Regions from separate parts of the Homo sapiens genome. Here regions 2 and 3 are each linked to region 1. The links are chromatin contacts, found by Hi-C or POLR2A ChIA-PET in ENCODE. All regions are on one chromosome and are shown on one strand. Each heading gives the region's core, a stretch centred on a gene start or an enhancer-like site at or near the end of the contact. The rest is flanking DNA. Distances are from core to core; before and after follow the strand shown. Region 1 holds the start of TMEM33 (transmembrane protein 33). Region 2 overlaps APBB2 (amyloid beta precursor protein binding family B member 2). Region 3 holds the start of APBB2 (amyloid beta precursor protein binding family B member 2).

Region 1 (4,012 bases), core at 504-3,003:
TTGAGCTATGCGTTTCATTTTGTACACACTTATGTATATTATACAATTTTAAAAGTTTAAGAAAGTCTATTGGTATACATTTTTTAAGAGTAAACTGTCCAACCATCAGGCAAAAAAAAAAAAAAATCACTAGATCTTTGGGTGAAAAATTGTTGAGGAGCAATATTCACACAGTGTCACAGTATCATGCCAAAGAACACTTTTTAATTAGAAAGGAAAAAAGGTATCTTTACAATGGAGAAACTGGTGGACACCACCTTAATCAAATAATCAAACAAATTCTGCAATGATGGGATAAATCAATGTAAAATGCTTCCTGATATATAATATAGATATACATATTAGATGTACCTATATATGCTGCAAAACATGTCTGGACTCTTGAAAACTATCAGTATCTTAAAAGACAAAAAAGGGGAGGAGAGGGCAGAACTGTTCTAGATTAAAAGGCAGTAAACAAGATATGGCCAGTAAATTGAATGCATGCTTTCTGAGATAGGGTCTCGCTCTGTCACCCCAGGCTGGAGCGCAAAAGCACAACCCACCTCAGCCTCCTGAGTAGCTGGGACTATGCTGGGACTATAGGAGCGCACCTCCACGACCGGCTAATTTATGTTTGTTTGTTTGTTTGTTTGTTTTGAGAGAAGGTTTTGCTCTATCACCCAGGCTGGAGTGCAGTGGCGCGATCTTGGCTCACGGCAGCTTCAACTTCTCGGGCGCAAGCGATCCACCCGCCTTGGCCTCCCAAAGTGCTGAGATTACAGGCGTGAGCCACCACGCCCCGCCTAATTTCTTTGATTTCTAGTAGAGATGAGGTCTCGCTATGTTTCCAAGGCTGGTCTCTAACTCCTGAACTCAAGCGATCCTCCCGCCTTGGACTCCCAAAGTTCTGGGCTTACAGGAGTGAGCCACTGCGCCAGCCCATCGATGCATGCTTTTTGACAGAATCCCAGATGAAGAGAAAGCAGCTTTAAAGGACAATTATGGAAATTTGCACATGGATTTTATATTAGGTAATATTTCCCAAATGTGGTAACTGCATTGTGGTCACACAGAATAATACTTAACTACTTATGGATTAAAAAGTAGAGGACAGCAATGCTCCGGGCACAAATAACTTGTTAGCTCCAGATCAGCATCTTAAAAAAATTACAAAAGCATAATGATATTTCTCTTCATAAAGAACAAAGTGAAGAAGAAAAAGACCACCGCTCTCCTCCCTTTGCATAATTTCTATATACGATTGTATAAACTAGGCAGAAACGTTCTTTGCCGGCACTCGTGTGCTCCACGTGGTGTGTGTCATGGATCATGTGTGTCATGGCACAATCTCATGCGGCATCTTTAACCTTGGGGCCTACGGTAAACAAAAGACCGAGGTGGGAGAAGAGGAAAGAAGGCCCAATTTCCATGGCATACAGGTGGGGGCCACCAGCTCCAGGTCAGCCTATTGTCGCTTCAGAAACAAACTTGTAGTTCCCTCCATATCTTCGCTCAGGACCTCCCCTCTCCCCGCTCCAACTTCCCCACCCCAACTCATTAATCCCATTCCTGAATGCACTGAGCTTCTGGAACGCCTCGGGACTCGCAACGCTTCCTGCTTCTTCCTAACTCTTGCAAATCAAGCCAGACTACCCTGCCCTCGCACTTACCACAGCGCCCGCCCCTTGGGGGCCGTTCGGGGTCGTATCTGCCATGGGGGCTCACACTAGCGTCTGCGACGCCGCAACCGCGAAGAGAGAAGAAAGGGGAGAGAAAACGTCAGCGCTGGGGCCAGGACCCGGGTACCGGCTTCCCTGCCTCGCGCCACACACAGGCCGGATGCACCCTGCCGGAACTCTGAGCCTCCACCAGGGAAGGGTCTCGCTCGCCTGGTGCAGCCGACTGGATCCAGGGCACCCGCAGCAGCCGGGAGGTACCTGTCCCGCACCGCCGAGATCAAAGCGGTGTTTCCAGAAAGACGGGAGCGAAGGTGGAGCTTCGGGGTGAAGCCCTAAAGAGCCAACCTACGCCGCCGGCTCCAGGTTATTGCCGAACCCGGAAGTGCTCCTTTCATTTCCGTGGGGAAGAGGCGGTGACAAAGAGGGGGAAACGGGAGCGGTGCCCAGAGGCATGACGGGAAGTGTGGTTTTTTTCTCCTAATTTGAGCCCCACCTGTCCTTCCGCCGATTGGCCCAGTGAGCTAAGAAATCAGGATGGGGGAGCAACTTTTGCATTAAATACAGCTCACAAATGATCTTTCCTGCCCATTCTCAAACCATGAAATTTCCGCACTTCCTGATATAGAGGCCTCAGAAACATCTTTGATTCCTTTCTCCAGGGGCTTACTAAGCCCGTTGGTTCTACGTCTATTATTAATTCTTTCAATAAGTATTTATGAGGCCTGCTATGTGACAGGCTCCATACTTGGCACGGCGGATAAAAAGAGGAATATGACACAGATTGCAAAAGAGAAACAAGTAAACGGAAATCAGAGCATAGTGATTGTGTAATATGTGTAGAGGCTGATTTAATCACAGGGAGCACAGAGGACGGTACCTAAATCAGAAGGGATCTGGGGAGGTTTCCTGGAAAAGGTAAGTCCGGGCCTTGATCTTGAACGACAAAAAGTTGGCTGAAAGTGTTACTGGTGTAGGGTGTCCAAGTTCTTGGCGTTTTGAACATAGAATTGGACAAAACGCACAAAGCAAGGAAAGAATAAAGCAACAAAAGCAGAGATTTGTTGAAAATGAAAGTACACTCCAGAGTGTGGGAGAGTGAGACAGCAGCTCAAGGGCCCTGGATACAGAGTCTTCTCGGGTCCAAATACCCCCTAGAGGTTTCCCATTGGCCACTTGGAGTTCACTTCATGTAAATGAAGTGGTGGCCCGCAATCAGTCTGAATGGTTGCGCAAAGCAACCAATCAGAGGCTGAAGAAGTTACAAAGTTACACTTCTATGCAAACGTCTGATTGGTTACAAAAAGCAACCAATCAGAGGTACTTTCAATTTCCCAAATCTGCGCAGAACAGGTTGGGGCTTGCAAAGGGAGTAGTATCTGGCCCTTTATTCACTTAAGCGTGGACAGTAAGGATTTTCCTTCAATTTAGTTCTAGGAAGTCAGCGAGAAAGGGCATTAGGTTCCCTACCGCCATACCATATTCTTCTGCCTTAAAACGGGAAGGGAACTCCATACAGAGTAACAGAAAGTGCAAGAAGTAACAGGACAGCGAGAGGACTAGTTGAGTGTGACCAGAATGATGGTACCAGTCAGGGGATTGTGAAAGATTTGCGCTAGAGAGGCAGGCAGGGGTGTACTGAGGAAAGGATCTGAACTTGACCCTGAAATCCAGAGAACCATGGAACAATTTTAATCAGAAGTGTGACATCCTGAGATTTAGAAAGTTCTCTCTGGCAACAGGGTGGAGGATGAACAGAGGGGCAAATTAAAAGTCAGGAAATTCGTTGTGAAGCCATTTATATATATATAAACTAAAAATAAAATCCTAAGTAAGGGGTCTGTCGACTGACTGGATAGATCCCTTTCTTGGCCAAGGGGACCCCAGCCATGATGGGACAGGAGATCAGACATGCCTCATTATACCCCCTCCCTTTTGTAGTTTAGACACAACTGACTAGCAACTACTTAGGCGTGGAAAGTTAGGGTTTTCCTTTCAAATTAGTTCTAGGAAGTCAGCCTATGTTTAACATGTTAATGTTACAATAAAGATCATAACATTGACAGAACAAACTCTTTGTGGGAATAGGATACCAAATTATAAACAGGACCTAAGGCCATGCCAGGCAAGGGTTAAGTCATGCACCCCCTACACTTAAAAAATAAACTATGTTCTACCACAAGAGGTTTTTTTTTTCCCTCTGGCAGCTAAACAACCACTGGCCTAGAGAGAAGCAATATTAAAACAATTACAACTAATCCAGCTCACAGACACTAACTGAACCCCTGCTATACCAACCATAGCTACAGCTTTGATTGCACAAGAGACTGATTTCAGTAACGTTCTCCAGATAA
Region 2 (4,012 bases), core at 380-2,879, 940 kb after region 1:
GTTTGGGAGACATCTTATCTCACTCTTACTCCATTTCTTGGTTTTGATCCATTGACTGATTCAACTATCATACTTTAACTTCAAGAGCAATCTTATTTTCTTCATTTGCAAGTCTTGGAGAAAATCTCGTTGCAGCTAGTAAGTTTGGCCTGTAGTCTGTCTGCATCAGAACTCCTAGGTGTTTCTTTTTTTTTTTTTTGAGATGAGTCTTGCTCTGTTGCCCAGGCTGGAGTGCAGTGGCGCGATCTCGGCTCACTGCAAGCTCCACCTCCCAGGTTCACGCCATTCTCCTTCCTCAGCCTCCCGAGTAGCTGGGACTACAGGCGCCCGCTACCGTGCCCGGCTAATTTTTTGTAATTTTTAGTAGAGACGGGGCTTCACCATTCACAGGATGGTCTTGATCTTCTGACCTTGTGATCTGCCTGCCTTGGCCTCCCAAAGTGCTGGGATTACAGGTGTGAGCTACCGCGCCCAGCCTCTCCTAGGTGTTTCTTTAAATGTAGATACCTGGGCCCTACCTGTGCCTTACAGACTCAGACGCAGGTAGTGGGTCTCAGGAACCTGCATTTTAACTTCCTCCTCTATGCATCATTTGAGAAGCATGGCTCAGATTCTGACACAGGAACTGCTTTAGTTAGGGCCTTCTGTTGTGTTTGAAGTGCTGTGTTCCTATTATAATGGATACTGATCTGGCTAACATTTAACAAGAATCACAGCCTTAATGAAAAACGTGGAAAACATTTATTTTCTTTTAAAAAATAATATTTTCTTTTGTTTTTGATAGAATCAAGTAGAAGTGGCCAGGCATGATGGCTTATGCTGTAATCCCAGCACTTTGGGAGGTTGAGGCAGGAGGATTGCTTGAGGCCAGGAGTTTGAGACCAGCCTGGGCAACATAATGAGACTTCATCTCTATAAAAAATAAACAAAAAATTAGCTGGGTATGATGGCACGTGCCTGTAGTCCCAGCTACTCAGGAAGCTGAGGTGGGAGGATCTCCTTGAGCCCCGGAGGTCAAGGCTGCAGTGAGCCAAGATCACACCACTGCACTTCAGCCTGGGAGACAAAGGGTAACCCTGTCTCAAAAAACATTTTTGTTAAAAAAAAAAAAAAAAAAAAAAAAGAGAGAAGAGTTCTTAATTGCTCCTGTGCTCCAGAAATTAAACTACTGGAAATCTCTTCTCTTGTTCTTGTCCCTAAAATGGAATTTGTGCCATAAGCTTTACTGCACTATGAACACTGAATATTTAAATCCCAGCTGTGCTATTACTAAATGGATGATTGTGGCTGAGTCACTTAACACCATACGTTTCCTCCTCTGTCAAATAGGGTTAATAATAGTCTCTGCCTTGTGGGGTGGTTGTGATGATTAACTGAAACAAGACATGTGGGGCACAGAACGTAGTGATTGCCATGTAGTAAGGGCTCAGCAAAAATTGGATTTTATAAATATTCTGGTATGGAAAATTAATTCTCCCACTGAAGGAAAAGCACAGAGAGAGAGTAAAAGAGGGACTACGATTGTGTACACAAACAGAAAATAACTTCAGATAAGCAGCAGAGTAGACTAGAACAAGTAGGCAGGAAGACAGTGTTTCACAACGTAGAGATCCTGCACATGGCAGGCCGGCCTATCTCCATCCGGCCCTGTGGTTTGGCTTGTTCGTCATTGCCCATGAGCCTCGGTCTTACTTGAAGGGGTGAGGAAGGTGATGGGTCCTGAGGGTGGTGCAGCTCCCTGGCCTGGACATCGGGGGTCGGTCTTCTGCTCGTGATACTCCTGCTCGCTGGCTTCATACTTCCCGCGTTACTTCCAGGGGTTACCAGCGTTTCCATCCAGTCATTTCACACACCTCATTGAACAATTTTCCAAGTGTTGGTTTGCTCTCTTCCTTACTACATATTAATGAGGTGTCCAAGACTGCTGTTCAGCACGTATCTAAAATGTTGTTTAACTACATCAGAAGGTAAATCTATAGCTGCTGAAGCGAACTAAAAAGCTGTGTCAATCTGGTGCAGTGGCTCACACCTGTAATCCCAGTGCTTTGGGAGGCTGAGGTGGGAGGATAGTTTGAGGCTAGGAGTTTGAGACCAGCATGGGCAACATAGAAAGACCCCCCCCCATCTCTACCAAAAATAAATAAATAAATAAAATTAGCTAAGTGTAGTGCCGTGCACCTTTAGTACCAGCTACTCGGGAGGCTGAGGCAGAGGATGTCACTTGGGCCCAGGTGGTCAAGGCTATAATTATGCCACTGGCTTCCAGCTTGTGCAACAGAGTGAGACCCTGTCTCTTAAAAACAAGCAACAAACAAAAAAGGCAGCTGCATTGATAATCAGTCAGGTAAAGCATCGTCATTTTCACTTTCAAAAAGTTGTTCTGAGTATTAAGTGTTAGCAAAGATGCTTTTCTCTCTGTAGTATTTTTAGCCTTAACAGTTTTCACTCTTAATTTCAGTGTGAGTGTGGTGTGTGTGGTGTCTGTGCGTGAGTGTGAGAGAGAGAGATGGGGAGGAGGAGGGAGAGTGAGAGCAGTGTTCTGATTGTAGAACACCCTCACAGGTAGAATTGTTATAACTTTCTAATTGCAGACCACTCTCATAGAAGATTCTTAAGGAAACCTCAGCCCACCTTCTGAAGGGATGAGACGAGTAGCATCTTCAAGTGAAATGCCCTCTGGGGTCTGAAGGTTCTAAAAAAAATCCTAGAAAACCAAGGAAGATGGTGAATTATGGAAGAACTACCCAGATGATTTTCAAAGCTGTAAATTAACAAGTGTGTCTGTTTTAGGAGGAGGGGGTGAAAAGTCTAGGGTGTGTGTGTGTGTTTTTCTTTCTTCTTTTCTCTGTTCACTTGCCAAAAACAAACAAAAATGACCTCACTTCAGACACAGGGATAAAAGCAGGAGGAAATTGCTATAGTTAGAACACTATAGGTTTTTTTTCCCCCTGTACTTTTTGGATACATATTTTTAAAAAAATAAATAGGATCACTTACTCTGGCCTAGCACAATTTCATCTAAAGTGTTTTGAAAGTTATAGTCTTAATTTTAGGGACAGAATAGGTTATCGTAAGGGGTGTGAGGGTTTTTAAATGCAAGGCATTTTCCAGGGGACTTTTAAAAATCAATACCAGGAAGCAAAATAAAAAATTTAAAAATCAAAACCCAGCAAGGCACGGTGGCTCACACCTGTAATCCTAGCACTTTGGGAGGCCAAGGCAGGCAGATTTCTTGAGCCCAGGAGTTCGAGACCAGCCTGGGCAAAATGGTGAGATCTCATTTCTACAAAAAAAAAAAAAAAAAAAAAAGCAAAACACACACACACACAACAAAATTAGCCATGCGTAGTGGCACACATCTGTAGTTCCAGCTACTCAGGAGGCTGAGACGAAAGTTGCAGTGAGCCAAGATTGCACCACTGCCCTGCAACCTGGGCAACAGAGTGAAACCTTGCCTCCAAAAAAAAAAAAAATGAAACTCAGTCCAAAATGACCAGAAATCTATGTAGTTAGCAGAGTAAATCTTACCCCTCCCTGCCCCCAACCCCCATTCAGGGTTTCCTTCCTTTCTTTTTCCTCCATTTGCCTCCATAGAGCATATCAACCCAATTTACACCTTCATGAGCTGTAACCTAGAGTCTTTGCTCTGCTTGGCAGAAGAGGAAGAGAAGATGCCACATACAGTTTGGAGTAGGATGATGACACAGTTTTTAAAATGATGGATGCAGTTTGGTATGAAATGAATCACTGTTTAATCTGTGTTACTTTGCTCATATGGACACACTTGGACTCAGCACCCACTTCCTGTGCAATGGCATATTTGGTCTGGGTTACGTTGGGGTGAAGCATTTCCCCCATGAGCTTGCCACAACTCCATCAAGAAGCCTTCTGGAAGTGCGAAAGGTTTGGAATGGTAGGCTGTGGAAATCCTGAGCTGTTTGCTGAGTTTCTCCCTGCCTTCCTCCCTTTCTCCTTTCTTGTGTGTGTGAAAAGCGGTTATGGCACAGTGTCT
Region 3 (4,012 bases), core at 795-3,294, 720 kb after region 1:
AGCGGCCAGAGGAGGGCGCGGAAGTGTTTCCTGGGTGAGCGCGGCAGCGGGACCCGTTTCCGGAAGGCTGATTGCATCAGGTGTGGAGCAGGGCGCCTCCTCGGCCCAACCTGGCGGCCTCTGCGCCTGCGCGCGCCGCCCCGCCCCCCCCCCCCCCCCCCCCCCCGCCGCCGCGGACTCCACCGCGGGTTTTCCTCTCCGTCGGGAAGAGACCGACCTGGGAGGGGCAGGCTCCGCTCACCTACCCCGGACCCCCGAGAGAGAGCGGGGTGGCCAGGCCGGGTTCCGGGGATCTGAGGGGAGCTGTGAGGTCCGGGAATAGAGTGCCTTGGAAAGAGGACCCGTCTGCAAGGTTGGAGGCTGGTCGATCTCCGCTCCTGACGGGAATGGTGGTCTTGGGCTGGTTTCCTTGCCTCTTTGGCCTTGAAGATCACAGACTAAGAACCACAGGCTCTCCAGTTCAGAGAGCCTGTATTTTCCCCAAGAGGTCTACTGTGGCCCTCGACTGTCCTTGGTCCACGGACGTGTTAGGTGGATCTTGGGGTGCAGAGACTCAGTCCCAAGAGTAAACACTTTTCATGAATTTATAGGGATTTCTCTGTGACAGTATTGTTTTTATGTTGTAGGAAGGAGGGACATGATTGCTGGCCTCCAGCTCGGTCTGAGGGAGATAATTGTTAATTGGAGAGGTTATTGGAGTGCAAAAGTCAGAAACCACCTTCCACAAGGCAGCCCCCCTCCCATCCCTTCGTAACAACCTCACTGAGTCTGCATGAGGGTCCCTCTATACACTCTATTCGCACCTTGTGCATTTCCCTCCCAGCACTCTACCTGTTTGAAATAACCGTTTTGAGTGATTATTTGATAGGTGTCTGTCACCCGGCCGGACTATAAATTCCATGAAAGCAGGGGCCTGGGCTTTTAAATTCACCACTATCCTCAGGCCTAGTACAAGACCTCGTGGATCCTTAATAAACTCATGTAGGAAAGAATAAAGTAATGCCCACCCCACTGCATAGAGTCCTCATAGGAAGAATCACGTGAGTTTTTAATTCGAGATCCTTGGTAGGACTGTGTGTGTGTGTGTGTATGGGTAGGGTTCTCTAAAGTGTATAGTCCTCACACCAGCAGCATCAGCATCCCATGGGAACTTGTTAGATATACAGATGCTTGGGCCCCACCACATATCTACCCATTCAGAGACACAGATTGGGACTCAGGGATTTGTACTTCAGCAAACCCTCCAGGCGATTCTGATCCAGGCTCCAGTTTGACAACCGCTGCCCTGGTGAAGAGCAATCCTAAGGATACTTTGGGGATGTCATTCACAGCGTCTGGGGCAGAGCACGGTTTACCGTTTACTGAGACTCGACTCTTATCAGGGCTTTGTTTGCACGCTTACAATTAGAGTTATAGATAATATTATTGGCAATGGAAAGGAAAACCTCCTTTTCCTCTCCGGCAGTTGTATCTCTCCCCTGATATTATCTTGTGATTTCCGGATCAAAGAAGAGTGTGTGTGCGGCATATGCCTGGGGGTGGGGATAGGAGGTAGAAGGAAGGAGAAGGTGTCGCCTACAACTTGCAGTTAGCCTGGGTGGGTGTGGGCAGCTCTCCTGTGGGGACATTTTCCTATTGCAAGGGAATGCTGGCGTGTGGGAGAAAAGCCAGGGCTAAGGTAACCCAACTGCCTTTTGGTGCAGACAGACACCAGCCACACGGAGGGGATACCCGGGCTGCACTGCACGTCCTGCCTTTGGGTCTTACTGGGGGACCCATTGCCTCCCTGCGTGTTCCCAGGCGATTGGGGAGGGTGCCTCCCGCAGGCCCTGCCGCCTCCACCTGCAGGGGTCGCCCTGGGAGCGCGGCCCGCCTCCTTCTGCCCGGCCCCCACCCCCCGGCCCCGCCTTTCTCCCATTCGGCCCCCTCCCCGCCGGGTCCCTCCAGCCTTCCCTCGCGCAGCCGCTGCCAAAGCCTGGAGAAGTGGAATCTCGTCAGCGCCGCTCCCTGCGCGGGACTCGCGGAACGGCACTGAGCATGCTCAGTTGCCGGAGCCCGTTCTGGTCTCAAGTAGGAAGCTAGTGCGCTGTAACCGCATCTGATCTGGGCGCTCCGGGAAGGGCGAGACTGGAGCAGAGCCGCTGGGCGCCGGAGCCGAGGCGAGCGCCGCGCGCACCACTGGTGAGCCCAGCTTTCTTCCTTGCCTTTGCCCCGGATTCCGGGGCAGCACGAGAGTGCTGGGGAAACACCCGGGTAGCGGCAGCAGCGTGCGGCGAGCGGCTGCGGGTTCCCCCGGCGGCTTCTCCTCTGCTCCCGGCCCCGGGGCTCCGCGGCCACTGCTGCCCGCTCAGCCGCAGCCACACCTGCAGCAGCTGCCGCGGCATCTGCAGCGGGGCGCCTGCTGCGGAGTCCCGTGCGCCCTGCGCCCGCGCCGCAGGGCCAGTGGCACGGCGACTGCGGGCTCACTCTCCTTGACTTCCATCCCTCCCGCTTCCCGGCGCCCTCTTTCCCTCAGCAGCCCCGGCTTGGCAGGGCCTGGGGCGGGGGAGACCGGGTTGGAGGCGGTGCGCCCGGGTGGGGACTGCAGAGGGGAAAAGTGAGGGTGGGCGCCTGCGGGAAGAGCGCACACCCCCTTGTCCTGGCACCGGCCTCCGCTGTGCCGCTCGGCTGTCTCTCCTGGGCGGCAGCGCGCTCCTGCCGGGGAGTTGGAGCCGGGGTTGGCTTCTCCACGAGGGGTTCAGAGGCCAGCCCATGAGACATGAAAGGGGGGAAAAGTTCCTTTTCCCCCTCGGTGGCAGAGAGAGCGTTTAACTAGAAAATGGCTGTGCATAGGGGACCGACTCCAGGAAACTGGCCACTGGGACCCGAAAGCCCCTGCGCTGCCCACCGGGCGGAATGGAGGGTGGTACGCTAGAAATGACATTTGTGCGGCGAGAACAGAGCTGGACGGAGGGAAGGATGCTGAGACCCATAGAAACAATGAAAGGTGGTCTTCACGTCGGTGAAGTGGTGTAGACTACGGGTTCGGGGCAAACAGCCGAGGGAGCATGGGACTAGAATTCAAAAAAATAAATTAATTTGGATAAATCATATGTGGAGTTGTCACCGACCGTTCTGTAGTCAAGTTCTGCGCGGTTTTAGAGCCACGACTGTCACAGACGTTTTTGGATGGATTGAGTGGTTGAGGAGGGTTAAAATTGAGAGGAGAATAAGGTCAGTGTCGGAAGCTCCAACTGGGCTCTCGGAGGGGACAGTTTGTTTAAGTCCCTCAGTCACTGGCTTTACATTGTGTCTAATTACTTACGTGAAATACCCAAAGGATTATCATAAAATGATGCCATCGGTGGTGTTTGAATTCCAAGGAATGAGGAAACTTTGTGAGGTTGGCATGGGTTTATCATTTGTTTTAATATTTCACTGATTTAAAAAAAACAAACACAATGGCAGTTTGATCTGTTGTTTCTGGAGTTTACTCTCTTAAATCTTGCTTTTTTTTTTTTTCTTGTCATGGTTTCAGATTTAAAATCTTGTCCCCAAATGGCCATAATAATGCAGAGTATTAGAATTTGTGTGGCTGGCCTTTTAGGAACAGATGGAATCCTTGAAAGGGGATTTCTTCATGAACTTAGGTAGCAACCTTCTCGTTTTCAACTTGTAGCTTGTAAGCAATATTTGTTCAACAGTTGTTTATCATAACTTGCAACATCCTAGAAATGGCATCGTTCGTGAAGGATGGTATTTGTGGCGAGAATGGGGAAACCTCCAGGCTGGGGAAATGCCGAGAGAACACAGGTGGCAGTAGAGTACAGTGGGTTGATCATAGGGCGGAAGGTGGTGGGGTACAAGTACAAGATTTCAATTGCTGTTCTTTCGTTGTCCATGTACTGTATGACCCCGAAGTCACCGACAGTCTTCGTAAACTGGATGTAACCACGTCTCTAGATATTTGCTGAGAGCCTTTGAGAGACGACTCTAAAGTTGAGATCCTTTCCACAGAAGGTTTTTAGGTCCT

What was found. Hi-C counts contacts between places; a loop is a spot of excess contacts on that map. ChIA-PET counts read pairs that join two places held with the same protein, here RNA polymerase II (POLR2A). Pooled maps may share reads with other maps.
Region 2: a pooled map shows a loop between it and region 1 (9-fold over the local background). The contact joins the enhancer-like site here to the promoter of TMEM33 in region 1. A Hi-C loop is called at or near these places in 2 of 37 single-sample maps with no recorded cell type and 4 of 50 pooled maps.
Region 3: a loop to region 1 is called in a pooled map, with 7 times the contacts of the local background. The contact joins the promoter of APBB2 here to the promoter of TMEM33 in region 1. A Hi-C loop is called at or near these places in 1 of 37 single-sample maps with no recorded cell type and 7 of 50 pooled maps. POLR2A ChIA-PET finds 5 or more read pairs at or near these places in 2 of 52 experiments (A549 and BJ).

The regions. Positions count from the first base shown.
Region 1 is chr4:41,933,170-41,937,181 of GRCh38, reverse strand. It overlaps TMEM33 (transmembrane protein 33), which reads right to left and starts at 1,753. Exons shown (of 7, transcript NM_018126.3): 1 at 1,653-1,753. The coding sequence starts at 1,697. LOC105374426 (a long non-coding RNA gene) reads left to right here and starts at 2,507. Exons shown (of 3, transcript NR_188374.1): 1 at 2,507-2,576. RefSeq lists enhancers at 1,364-1,433, 1,444-1,493, 1,734-1,913.
Region 2 is chr4:40,990,473-40,994,484 of GRCh38, reverse strand. All of the region lies in intron 6 of APBB2 (amyloid beta precursor protein binding family B member 2), which reads left to right. Among named protein-coding and RNA genes, the nearest start is that of APBB2, 220 kb to the left of the region's middle. RefSeq lists a silencer at 3,303-3,372. Within about 2 kb of position 1,629, at least 9 of the 41 ENCODE cell types and tissues checked have a DNase peak (open chromatin) inside an H3K27ac peak, as active enhancers do.
Region 3 is chr4:41,212,574-41,216,585 of GRCh38, reverse strand. It overlaps APBB2 (amyloid beta precursor protein binding family B member 2), which reads left to right and starts at 2,044. Exons shown (of 18, transcript NM_004307.2): 1 at 2,044-2,181. RefSeq lists enhancers at 1-104, 3,672-3,751 and silencers at 113-162, 1,780-1,949, 2,360-2,669.